2 separate regions of the Homo sapiens genome follow, and region 1 is linked to region 2. A link is a contact called in ENCODE Hi-C data. All regions are on one chromosome and are shown on one strand. Each heading gives the region's core, a stretch centred on a gene start or an enhancer-like site at or near the end of the contact. The rest is flanking DNA. Distances are from core to core; before and after follow the strand shown.

Region 1 (5,720 bases), core at 2,673-5,172, 1.7 Mb after region 2:
GTGGTGATAGAGAAAGACGATGTACCTTAGGGCCCCCTAAAGGATTTGTTGAGGGACGCAGATTTATGAAAAGAGAAAAGACTGGAAGTTAGAAGACAAAAATTTTTGCTGGACAACTAACTCATCACATGACCTTGAGCAGTCTTCTTGCCTTTCTTTCATCTCTAAAATGAGGTTTAAAAAGTCTACTGCATAGGATTCTCAGAAAAATTAACTAAGACAACTTAAATATCTAAATTCAACTTGCAACACAGACTAACCACTTTCTTGGTGCCAGATATAAATTTATTTTTATAAACATTAATCAAAAGTCAGAACAGAAACAACATTTAGGGTAGATTACTTACAGGCTTTGCTGGCTTCTCACTCTCTCAAATATTAAAAGATCTACTCCCAGACCAAGCCAGGTCATCAGAGAAATATATACCTAAATTAAATCCTATTGTTCCTCCTGCAGAAAACTCATTATCGAATTACACTAGAGTGTGATGCCAACACACCACACTGATAGTTCTCACAAGAATAAGCCCTGTAAACCTTTCATTTGCATTGTAAGGAGGCTACCAAAAACATTTTTTATTACCTCCACAATGAATTCCTTATGAGATCCTCCAGGAGAAAGCCCAGCCTGGACTTAAGACTAAAAATGTTATTACACGTCCTAAGTATTAGAAGCTGGTGGCTTCCAGTATAGTTTTACTGTTTAGAGTCCAAGGAACAAGCAATGAACGCATTCCTTCATTCATTCAAAATATTTATTGAGCATCTACTATGGGCCAGACTCTCTGCTAAGATCCAGAAATGCAATTCTAAAGAAAACAGGAAGTATCTTTGCCTTCACTGACCTAGAGAGTAGTGGGAAGGAACAGATGATTAAATAAATGATTATAATACAAATATGTATTATATAATATAATGATATAGAGCAAGCTGAAAAAGATGCTGGGTAACTAGGTAAGATCTGTTGCCTCCCTGGGTGGGCTGCAAGGCTCAAATAAAGTCAAACTCTGACCAACAGAATAGCAGTGCCCTAGAAGAAAGCTACACGCTTCCGTGGAAATCAGGGAAGAAAGACACAGTGAGAAAAAGACTAGAAATAGGTGGATGGGTAGAGATACTGAGAACCTAATGCTGTCTATACCATGACCAGAAGTGGTCTATTTATGTACTTTGCAACACTGTAACAGTCTGCTTGAGTAGAATTACATTGTGTAGAGTATTCATAACTATATGAAATCATTTCATGAGCCCCTGGAGAAACTGGCCTGACTTTGTGACTCTAAATGACTAAGTAGAAGAAGGTATCAAAGACAGAATGTTGTTTGAGATATAATCTTAGGGATTTTATTTATTAAATTGAGTCATATTAGTATAGCTTTATTAGTTTATTTCCATCACCACTACCATATGAAAGGAGAGAGAAATATCCAGGCTATATTGAGATCATAAACCCCGCCTTCAAATGAATTTTTGTTCTCAAAGATGCTGGAAATTCAGAGCAAAGAATTAAATATCTAAGAGGGATTGGGATTACAAAAGTTTAATTGAGCAGTTTTAGTCATAGTCCTATCACGTAACGAAGTAACACATGAGACTTGGAGATTATGTGAGGAATTCAATGAACTTGGTACCTCATGTGCTTGGTACAATAATAATAATAATAACCAATATTTATTGAAGGTTTATCTTGTGGCAAATACTGGTTCTAAGTGTTTTCCCTGTATTAACTAACAACAATCTCATATGGTAGGCAGTATTGTCATTTTACAGCTGAGGAAACTGAGGCATAAAGAGACATGGCAACATTTCCAAGTCGTATGATTGGTAAGTTCAAACCTAGTCAGTCCAACTCCACGGCCCAGGCTCTTAGCCACTACTGCATTCTCCCAATACAGTAGTCTAAGAGCGTCTAAGGGAAGCTCAAAGGACATATCAGAGAACTCTGCCTCAGGATATACACAGGAGTTCATCTTCTCCTCTCTGGGGCCTTTATGACATGAAAATGAATGGGATTTCAGCATAACAAGGGGGATCCTGTGCTCTACTCTGCTCAGAACAGTCAGTGTGGGCCTGTTGTCCCAATGCCCACCAGCATCTCCTTTCACGCCACACGGTTCCAGTTTGGATAATAAGTTACATATTCACCTAAGTCCAGTGGCTAAGAAGTTATGTTCTGAAGTTTGCTGGGTCTATAGTCAAAACCCAGCTTAGCCACCTACTAGCTGTGGGAGTTGAGGCCAATTACTTTGTCTCAATAAGCCTCAATTTTCTCATCTACTAAATGGAAATAATAATAGTCCCCACTTCATAGCATTGTTATGAAAATTCTAGGAGCCAACACATATGAATCAATTTGTATAATCCTTAGCAAATTGTGGGCACCCAATAAAAATTCATTTTTATCAACATTAGATTAAATGTTTGAGAAGGTTTCTTACATTGGCATAACTGTGGTGGACTGCTTTATAAACTTGAGACATCAAAGCATACCTGTGAATCTGGAGCACTTAGACAAGAACCACCATCAGTAGGGAATGTCCAATTTTTCTAAGTAAATCACTGGTACTTCCAGGGGTATCCATTTTAAAATGAAATTATAATGCTAAAGCCATTGGAAATGCAGTTGGGTCTCAGCCACTCCCAGGGATTTTAATCCATTCCATTCTAGGCTCCCTGGGAACCTCACTGAAATGCTAAATTTCATGGTAACATGGAGAAAGTTAAGTATCCTTTCAGCTTATAATCTCTTTGGGGTACATTTTAGCCTCTTGGGCCAATCTGGATTCAAAGTTGTAACTTCTGGCATCATTCTGCATTCAAACATAAGCCACTGACTCACTGTACTTTGTATTCGAGCCCTGGAATAGCTTTAATATTCAGAGAATATCCTTTATATGGCATGGGCATGACCGCAGACCAGTCCTTTTGCTGGCAACTGCAGTAACTGGCTACATGTGTTAGAACCTGCCAAAATGTTTGTCACCCAAGACGGGAGAATCTTGAAAGACAGACTCAATAGATCATAGTCAGGGGCTTGATAAAACCACACAGCTAGTTAGTATACATACTGAACAAATCACCAATTTTTGCTCATTCTTTTTATTTGTTAAATAAAGAGGTTAAATCCATTGAAAAAAAAAGGGGGGGTTAAACCTAACATGGTCTGGCTCTGCGCGGCTTAAGAAGATTCCATCTGCTCAAGAACGATAACCCGCTTCCCCCTTACTTTTAAAAACTTCTACTTCCTCCCATAGTAACCTATTTAATAGTATGCCTGACTGTCAGCAAGTTCTTTGCCTCCAGCCTAGCTTCCTCTCCTCATCATGCAAATTGCCGTTGGCTTTAATTAGATTTAATAAGCCACTGGGAAGTGAAGCGAGGGAAATGGAGAGCAAAGATTATACAGTATGGGCTTACTCTTGCATGTCCAATACAGCATTTCCCTGGAACTCTCATATCCTCCCAGGCTGGGAAAATAAAGAATGCCAAGCGCATGGAAAGACACGCTGCTGCTGCTGCTGTCCAAATGTGAACCGTGGGTGGAGAAAAATCATTTAGAAAAAGAGAGTGAGGGAAAAAAGAAAATGAACCAGAATCCCCAACAGCTGCAAATAACGAAGCATGTGAATCTGTTACCTTGGATGAACTCTGCTTTCCTGCTCACAGACGGCAGGGTCCTGTTGAGCCCCAGGATCCTGTCTAGGTGGAAGGCAAACACCTCACTCATGTCCAAGGGCTGCTTGAGAAGCCCACAGGGGCTAGGGCCACAGCGGAGCACAGCGCCAGGTGCGCCCCCCTCCAGCACCAGCAAACGGGCTCCGCTCCTAGAGGACACAGGCCGGAGCCCTGCCACTGCGCTGTCCGCCAAGAGTCGCATTCTTCGGATGTCATCTTTGCTCAGCCAGGAGGGGGCGCTCTCGCTGTAGATCCTAATGTTGCTCTCCCTGGAGCTGGGCTGCAGGAAGTCTGGGCCCCCGGCTCGCACTCCCGGACCCCGCACCAACCTCCAGGGTCGCTCTCCAATCTTAACCAGGTTTGCTCCCTGAGCGTACCCAGGTGCTACAGCATCAGCTTCCCTTGCCGCTTCCTGCGGCTGAAGGGATGGTCCGACCAAAGCCTCCTGCCCTGGGGCAGCCGATGCCACTGCATGCTTTTTCCTGCGCTTGGGCTTCACGGTGCCACGGATATTGGCCGGCTTGCTGCGCTTGGAGCGTAGGGTAATGTACACCACATTGGGCTGCAGAGTGGACCCATTGCCCTGGGACTCTGGAGGGGCCAGGGTACCATCCAGGGGTATCTCAGGGAAGGATGGCTCGGCGGTGTCGCGGCTGCGATGTGGCCCCTTCTCAGCCGCCTGTCCATGCTGGAGAGAGGCCCTCCCCACCTGGCTCACCAGGAAGCCCAAGTAGATGGCACACGCAGTGCCCAGCAGAAGGTTTCTCCGGGTCCTTGGACGCCGGCTGCTCCAGAGCTTACGCACCCGCGGGACGCACAGGGAGCAGATGAACCAGTTTATGAGCTGCCCCGGCTTGTCTGGACAGGTCATTTCTCTGCCGCATCCACATGTTGAACGGAGTTTAAAGTCTGCAGTTGGCTCCTGCTAATGTGATGCATGGTTTCCTGACTTCAGCTGCCGCGTCCGCTTCGGGATATAAGTGGTCTCCAGTGGGCAGAGGTGGAAGGAAAGGGTTGGTGATGAAGCTGGGAATGTTTCTGACACAACAAACCTTTTAAATTATCAGTCTCCCCAAGGAGAAATGCGGCTTGTTTCTGGGAATGAATGGATACAGAGTTAACTGAGTCACAATTTCAAACCATTTAAGTTCCTCTACAAGAGTCAAGAAAAAAAGTAATCATTTCCTTTCATAAATATCACCACTAAATGTTTTTAAAAATAAAATTTAAAAGCATGCAAACGAGATAGATGTATAGATTTGATAGTCACTTGAAAGTAGTGAAAACAAGCCACAAAAATCCAAGAGTGTTTTATAACTTGTACCTAGAGTCATTTAAGTTGACTCTGAAGCAAAAGCGTTAAAATGTGACAAACCTGGGCTTTTCCTTTTTGAAATTCAGAAAGAACTTAAGACAAGTAATAGATAATTTTTTAATACTCTATACCTATACCATTTTTATTTTTTAAAGTCCTGAATTAACTAAGTACAAGCAGCAAGTATTAACAATAAAATTTAGAAACATATTCTCTTAGTCTAAAGGTACAAATTGTACTTCATATTAATAATATGTTCCATTAGCTTACATTGTTAGTATAATACAAAGCCATAAATGTCCATATATCTTGGAAGCAGTTGCATTTATTCTGTTTCTCTCTCTCTCTCTCTTTCTCTCTCTCTCACACACATACACACACACAACACAACACAACTCTGACTGCTTTTTATTTCTTTTCTTTCCACCGAAGTCAGCTGAAAGAAAATAAAAGCATCTCTAGTTCTGTTTTTTCACTATTAAAAAGAAAAAGAAGAAACTCGTAAGCAACCTTACTTACACAGCTGGCCCCATGCTTGGCTCCAGGAAGAATGTAATCCTTGACTCTAATGCAAAGAACTTTTAAAGGCTGAGGCATGTAAGTAGAACATATTTCATGGTCAAGAGTGTTCCACATTTCAAACATTTCAGTTCAGCTTTAAAAGCTCCCTTGAAAACTACTGATTGCAAAGCAAAACTTGGAAACTGACTGCTGCATGGTTTTAAGAGAT
Region 2 (5,131 bases), core at 303-2,802:
ACGCGCCTGTAGTCCCAGCTACTCAGGAGGCTGAGGCAGGAGAATCCCTTGAACCCTGGAGGCAGAGGTTGCAGTGACCCGAGATTGCACCACTGCGCCCCAGCCTGGGCGACAGAGCGAGACTCTGTCTCAAAAAGAAAAAGAAAGAAAACGAAAATTCTTTTAACCCTCATTTACCTTGCATTTCTATAATTGTAAAACATAGAAATATTAACATAGCTATTAGAGATTATTCAGTGTTGCCTTGAGGCTCCAGTTAAAACAACAGAAATGAATACACTCCTCAAGTTTTAAACACAATGAAATGTTATGAACTATTTTTAAGAGAAAAATCCCTACCTACTTGTGTAACAAATTATTGCTATGTGTTAATGATATATGTTGACATAGCTCATATATAGCACATACATTGAGCAATAAATATTGAAATGTTTTCTTTATTCATGCTAGCCCTTTTCAATCCATTTTAAACATTTAAGGGGCTTTGTCATAAAATAATTTTTTATTAAAGTGAATTGTATATAAATCCCATTTTGCAATGACTATTTTTTTAAAAGACAAAGAAGAGAATGATAAATGAGCTTTCTGCTATTGATCTATTCAGCCACAGGGTGTCATTCTTGGAGTACAGATTAGCCTGTCTAGAAGCAATACTCTGGCAGCAGATACCAAACACCATATCATATTCAGTATGTTGAATACATAATGAAAGCTCCTGACTTTTAGCCTAATTTAATACTTCTTTATACTCAGCAAACTACATCATTAGACATTTTCCAGATCTGTTTTGTAATTTTTAAATTATCTTTAGAATAAAAGCATGAAGACAACAAACAAAATTTCTAGTGGACTCAACCTCAGTGAATTGAATTAGATTGCTAGTCTTGGGAAGATAGTGAGAGAAAATATACAATCGGTACTGCTCTCTTATATTCAGAGAGAGTTATAAGGAAAAACAACGAAGTTGACAGATAGCCATACTTATAAAAAGCATTTTCCCTTTAAAAGTTATTTCCATTTATTTCATCAAACTAATAGATTATATCGCACCAGTACATGGCTCAAGAAAACTCCAAACATGCTTGGTATAGCTATTTTATGCTGAATTTGCAAAGCGTTCTAGGCCGAAAGTTAACATAGACTATGGAACTATAGTCTCACCCAAATCAGTTTAAACTTGGCACCAAGTATCCCACTTTGTCTTCTCCCACATTGGGTACAACTCATCTGAAAAAGGGTAACTTTAACCATGGTGCATAAGTCATGAAAATGGCTTGGAAAGACCTCATTAAAATGGGGCCAGATAAAGGTTAAGAAAAAGGTGATATTAACCTGACACTTTGCTTCTCTCTTCTTTAATCACTGGTAATGTGGGGACACTTAAACCTCTATCATAAACTTAGATGGAAATTCCCTCATGCCTACTTACATTGCTCCCAGCCCATCATCATGTGTAGAAAACAGATCAATGTTTTACTCCTTCATTCAGAGAGCTTTTTTCAAATATGATCCCATAATAGAGAGAAAACCAGACATGATTCACGTACTCATGCAGCTTAGTCTCTAGTGAGTGAGAGAGACATGAATCAACCACGCAAGTAAGACATAACATTCCAATGTGGTTAGTGCTAAGAAAGAGAAACACACCACAGTGCTACAAATGCTTATTTAATTGGGAATTTTACCCATGACTAGAGAAGAATTTCCTGAGTTAGCCAGGGCAGAGCTAGGGTATGGTCAATGAGTAATACTAACCAATCAAATAGAGAACAGAGAGAGATCAAGTCTGGAGCCTGTCAGGAAGACAGTATCATGAGCTCCAGTAACTGAAGAGGTTCAGGTCTCATCAAACAGATGGTGAAGACAATGTGGTGGAAAAGGCTGAAATGGTAGTCAATAAGTCATGTCAAGGATTTCGGTCTTTGCTTTTTGGTCTTTATCCTAAGAGCAAGAGGAAGCCGATGAATGTTTCCAAGCAAGAGAAGGATGAGGGAGGGAAAAGTGTTGAATATTCTAAGGTGCAGATTTGCACTTTGAGAAAGATTATTCTGTTTAGGATGCAAAAGGAATTTTTAGTGGACAAAGGTGGTTCTTGGAAAACCAGTTACAAGCTAGAAGTTGGCGGCTTGTATTAAAGAAACAAAAGTTAAAAATCGAAATAAGATGGACTTGAGACATATAGAAAGGAATTCCTTACCTATCTAGGGATTCTGTGTGGGGATGAATCTTTGATTTCGTCTCATTAATGGCTGGTGAGACTCCATTGTACAAAAAAAAGTTGATTTAAGGGACTACACCTGACTGGGTGCAGTGGGTCACACCTGTAATCCCAACACTTTGAGAGGCCAAGGTGGGAAGATCGCTTGGGCCAGGAGTTCGAGACCAGCCGGGGCAACAAAATGAGAACTTGTCTCTTCCAGAAAATTTTAAAACTTTGTGAGGCATGATGGCTCACACCTGTAGTCCAAGCTGCTCTGGTGCCTAAGTCGTTCAACATCACCCCAAGAAAGGTAAAAGGAGGTTTCCTGACTTATGGTCACATATTTCAACTACTCATTCATATGTTTAGCTATATATCACCACATACTCCTCTAAAAATTATTATAACAATTTAGATTTTTACCAAAAAATGGAGACCCAATTGTCCCATGTTCTTGATACCTCTGAGCAATGTCAATCTTTTTTATCTTGACTTATAAAACTTGGTTTAAAAAAACTTACTCTCTTGTCATTTCCTCAATTAGGAAGCAGTTGAACACATTTTCACAAGTTTGTTAGCTATCTTTATATCTTTTACATGAATTGACTATTTTCATTTGCCCAATGCTAGCACAGTGTTTGACTTTTTCTGAAAGATTTATAAAAGCTATAGTTTTTATGTTTCGTTGCAAATTATCTTCCTGTTTGTTTAATAAAAGCAAGCTAAGGACCTCTGCTTACCCTCAAACTGTACTATCTGTCACAGCTTCTGCTTCCTCACGATTTTAAATTTCCTTATAACTTCAGCTGGTTCATGGCCACTTAGTCCTATTGTCATCTCTATAGGGTTTTTGTATTTAGAAGATAAAATTACAAGACAGCCAATTAAATTTGAACTTCAGATAAAACAACACATATTTTTAACTGTAAGTATGTCTCATGAAATATTTGGGACATAACTATGAACTTGCATGTTGTTTATTTAAAATTGAAATTTAATTAGCTGTTCTGAATTTTTGTGACAACCTTCTCTCTGTTTCAAGCTACCTAATTCACTCCATATTTGTCCACCCAAATTCCAACAAATAAGAATAATATTATTCTATTCTATCCCAATTTGGACAAATAATTTTTAAGTTAATTTATAAGCTGCAAGCCTTCTAATGGATTAATTGCCTTTAAGTGAGTTGCCCAGGATAACATTGAAACTAAGGGGGAGCTCCCATCAGCAGAATCAGGATTTTATCAGAGAAGAGTGGAAAAGTTATGGACCCCATGACTATTACGTAAAAAATATATCACTTTTCCACTTAGAGATTTTTTAAAATAAATATGCAATAATAGTTTTAAATTATAATCATATTTATTTTGTTTTTTTGAGTTTTAAAGTATAATATTATTTGATAAAGGCCCTACATCTTCATGTATCTAGATTTTTCAGGAAAATCAAGAATCGATGTGGTAAACTGAATAACAACCCATGAAAAATGTCTATCTCCTAATCCTGGAATCTGCAAGTGTGTTGCCTTATGTGTCAAAAGGTACTTTGCAAATGTGATCAAAGCATCTTGAAAGGGGGAGATCATTCTGAATAATAATTATCCTGGGCCCAGTGTATTCACAGGAGTACTTATGAGAGGGAGGCAGTATAGTTAGATAGTGGGATGATGGGTGCAGAGTTAGAGAGAGAGAAATTGGAAGATGCTACACTGCTGGCTTTGAAGATGGTGGATGGGGCCAGGAGCTAACGAATGAGGCGGCTTCCAGAAGCTGGAAAAGGAGAGAAAATGATTTTCCCCTAGATTCTCCAGAAAGAATGCAGCTCTGCCAACACCTGAACTTTAGCCCATGAGAGCCACTTTTTAGTTTCTGTCCTCCAGAACACTAAGATAATAAACAAATGTGTGTTGTTTTAAGTCACTAATCTGTAGTCATTTGTTGCAGCAGCAATAAGAGCCTAATACAAAGACAATACTCAGAATAGTTCCAGGTTTTCTTGAATAGCAATATATTTTATTCAATATAAACAAAAGCAGAATAGGAAAAAAATTTCATATTATTCATTTCATTGCTTATTTTAACTACTATATTTTGACCTATTTAAAAGAAATGAATATATCAAAATAAGACTTGCTACCAAAGAAGAAAGTGCTCTCCCATTATATATCAACTGAAATTAGCAAACCAATAAATTTTGTTTGAAGATGTGCTTTTTTCACCTTTGGCTTTCATTATTAAGTATTTTCCAAGAGTAAAGATTTTTGCTGTATAATTAAATTGGAATTATATTGCTAGAATATATTCCATAAATGTAAATTTAAAAATCTCACATTCTAAAGGCTGATGCATGTAGCCTAAGTCTAGTTAACTTGAACATACATAGGCAAGTCAAGGGGGGAAATATTAAAATATTATAATTTGAAAAATATGTGTTTTGTTTCTAACACATAATGATATACTCACACTTGAATATTCTATTTAAAGAACTTGTTGAATCTTTTCTTCTTTTATGCATTCATTTACAGTAACATGCTTTAAAAACAGTCTCAGAGAAAAAAATTACATGCAACTTAACTATACTGTTGTGTTCCTAATAAAAGAGAAAAATGACATGTTACAAAGCCATAATTACAGGGAGTTTCAGAAGATATATTTGAAAAGGTCTAGTAGATTAGTACTTAAAATGGTCCAACTTCTGTTGAGTTTGCCTTTAATGTTAGGTTGGATATATTTTCAAAAGCAACACATTAGGTTACCAAGCTTACTGTATTTGATCCAAACAATGCCATGTTTATAACATTATTTACTTTGAAGCTCTGAAATTAAAAAAAAAACTATCTTCTTAACAGTGACCTTTTTCGTTTAAGATTTATTTTGCAAGATTTTAAAAATAAATAAATATATATTTATTTATATATAGTAAGAATTTTTT

The links. Hi-C counts contacts between places; a loop is a spot of excess contacts on that map. Pooled maps may share reads with other maps.
Region 1: a loop to region 2 is called in a map of A673, with 7 times the contacts of the local background. The contact joins the promoter of GASK1B-AS1 here to the enhancer-like site in region 2. A Hi-C loop is called at or near these places in 3 of 168 maps with a recorded cell type or tissue (A673, MCF 10A and endothelial cell of umbilical vein) and 3 of 50 pooled maps.

What each region holds. Positions count from the first base shown.
Region 1 is chr4:158,166,830-158,172,549 of GRCh38, forward strand. GASK1B-AS1 (GASK1B antisense RNA 1) reads left to right here and starts at 3,923. Exons shown (of 5, transcript NR_147410.1): 1 at 3,923-4,651. It overlaps GASK1B (golgi associated kinase 1B), which reads right to left. Exons shown (of 5, transcript NM_001128424.2): 2 at 3,637-4,770. The coding sequence starts at 4,546. RefSeq lists enhancers at 3,679-4,199, 4,373-5,572.
Region 2 is chr4:156,474,864-156,479,994 of GRCh38, forward strand. No RefSeq gene overlaps it. Among named protein-coding and RNA genes, the nearest start is that of LINC02272, 170 kb to the right of the region's middle. Within about 2 kb of position 1,553, at least 3 of the 41 ENCODE cell types and tissues checked have a DNase peak (open chromatin) inside an H3K27ac peak, as active enhancers do; they include A673, where a contact is called at or near this core.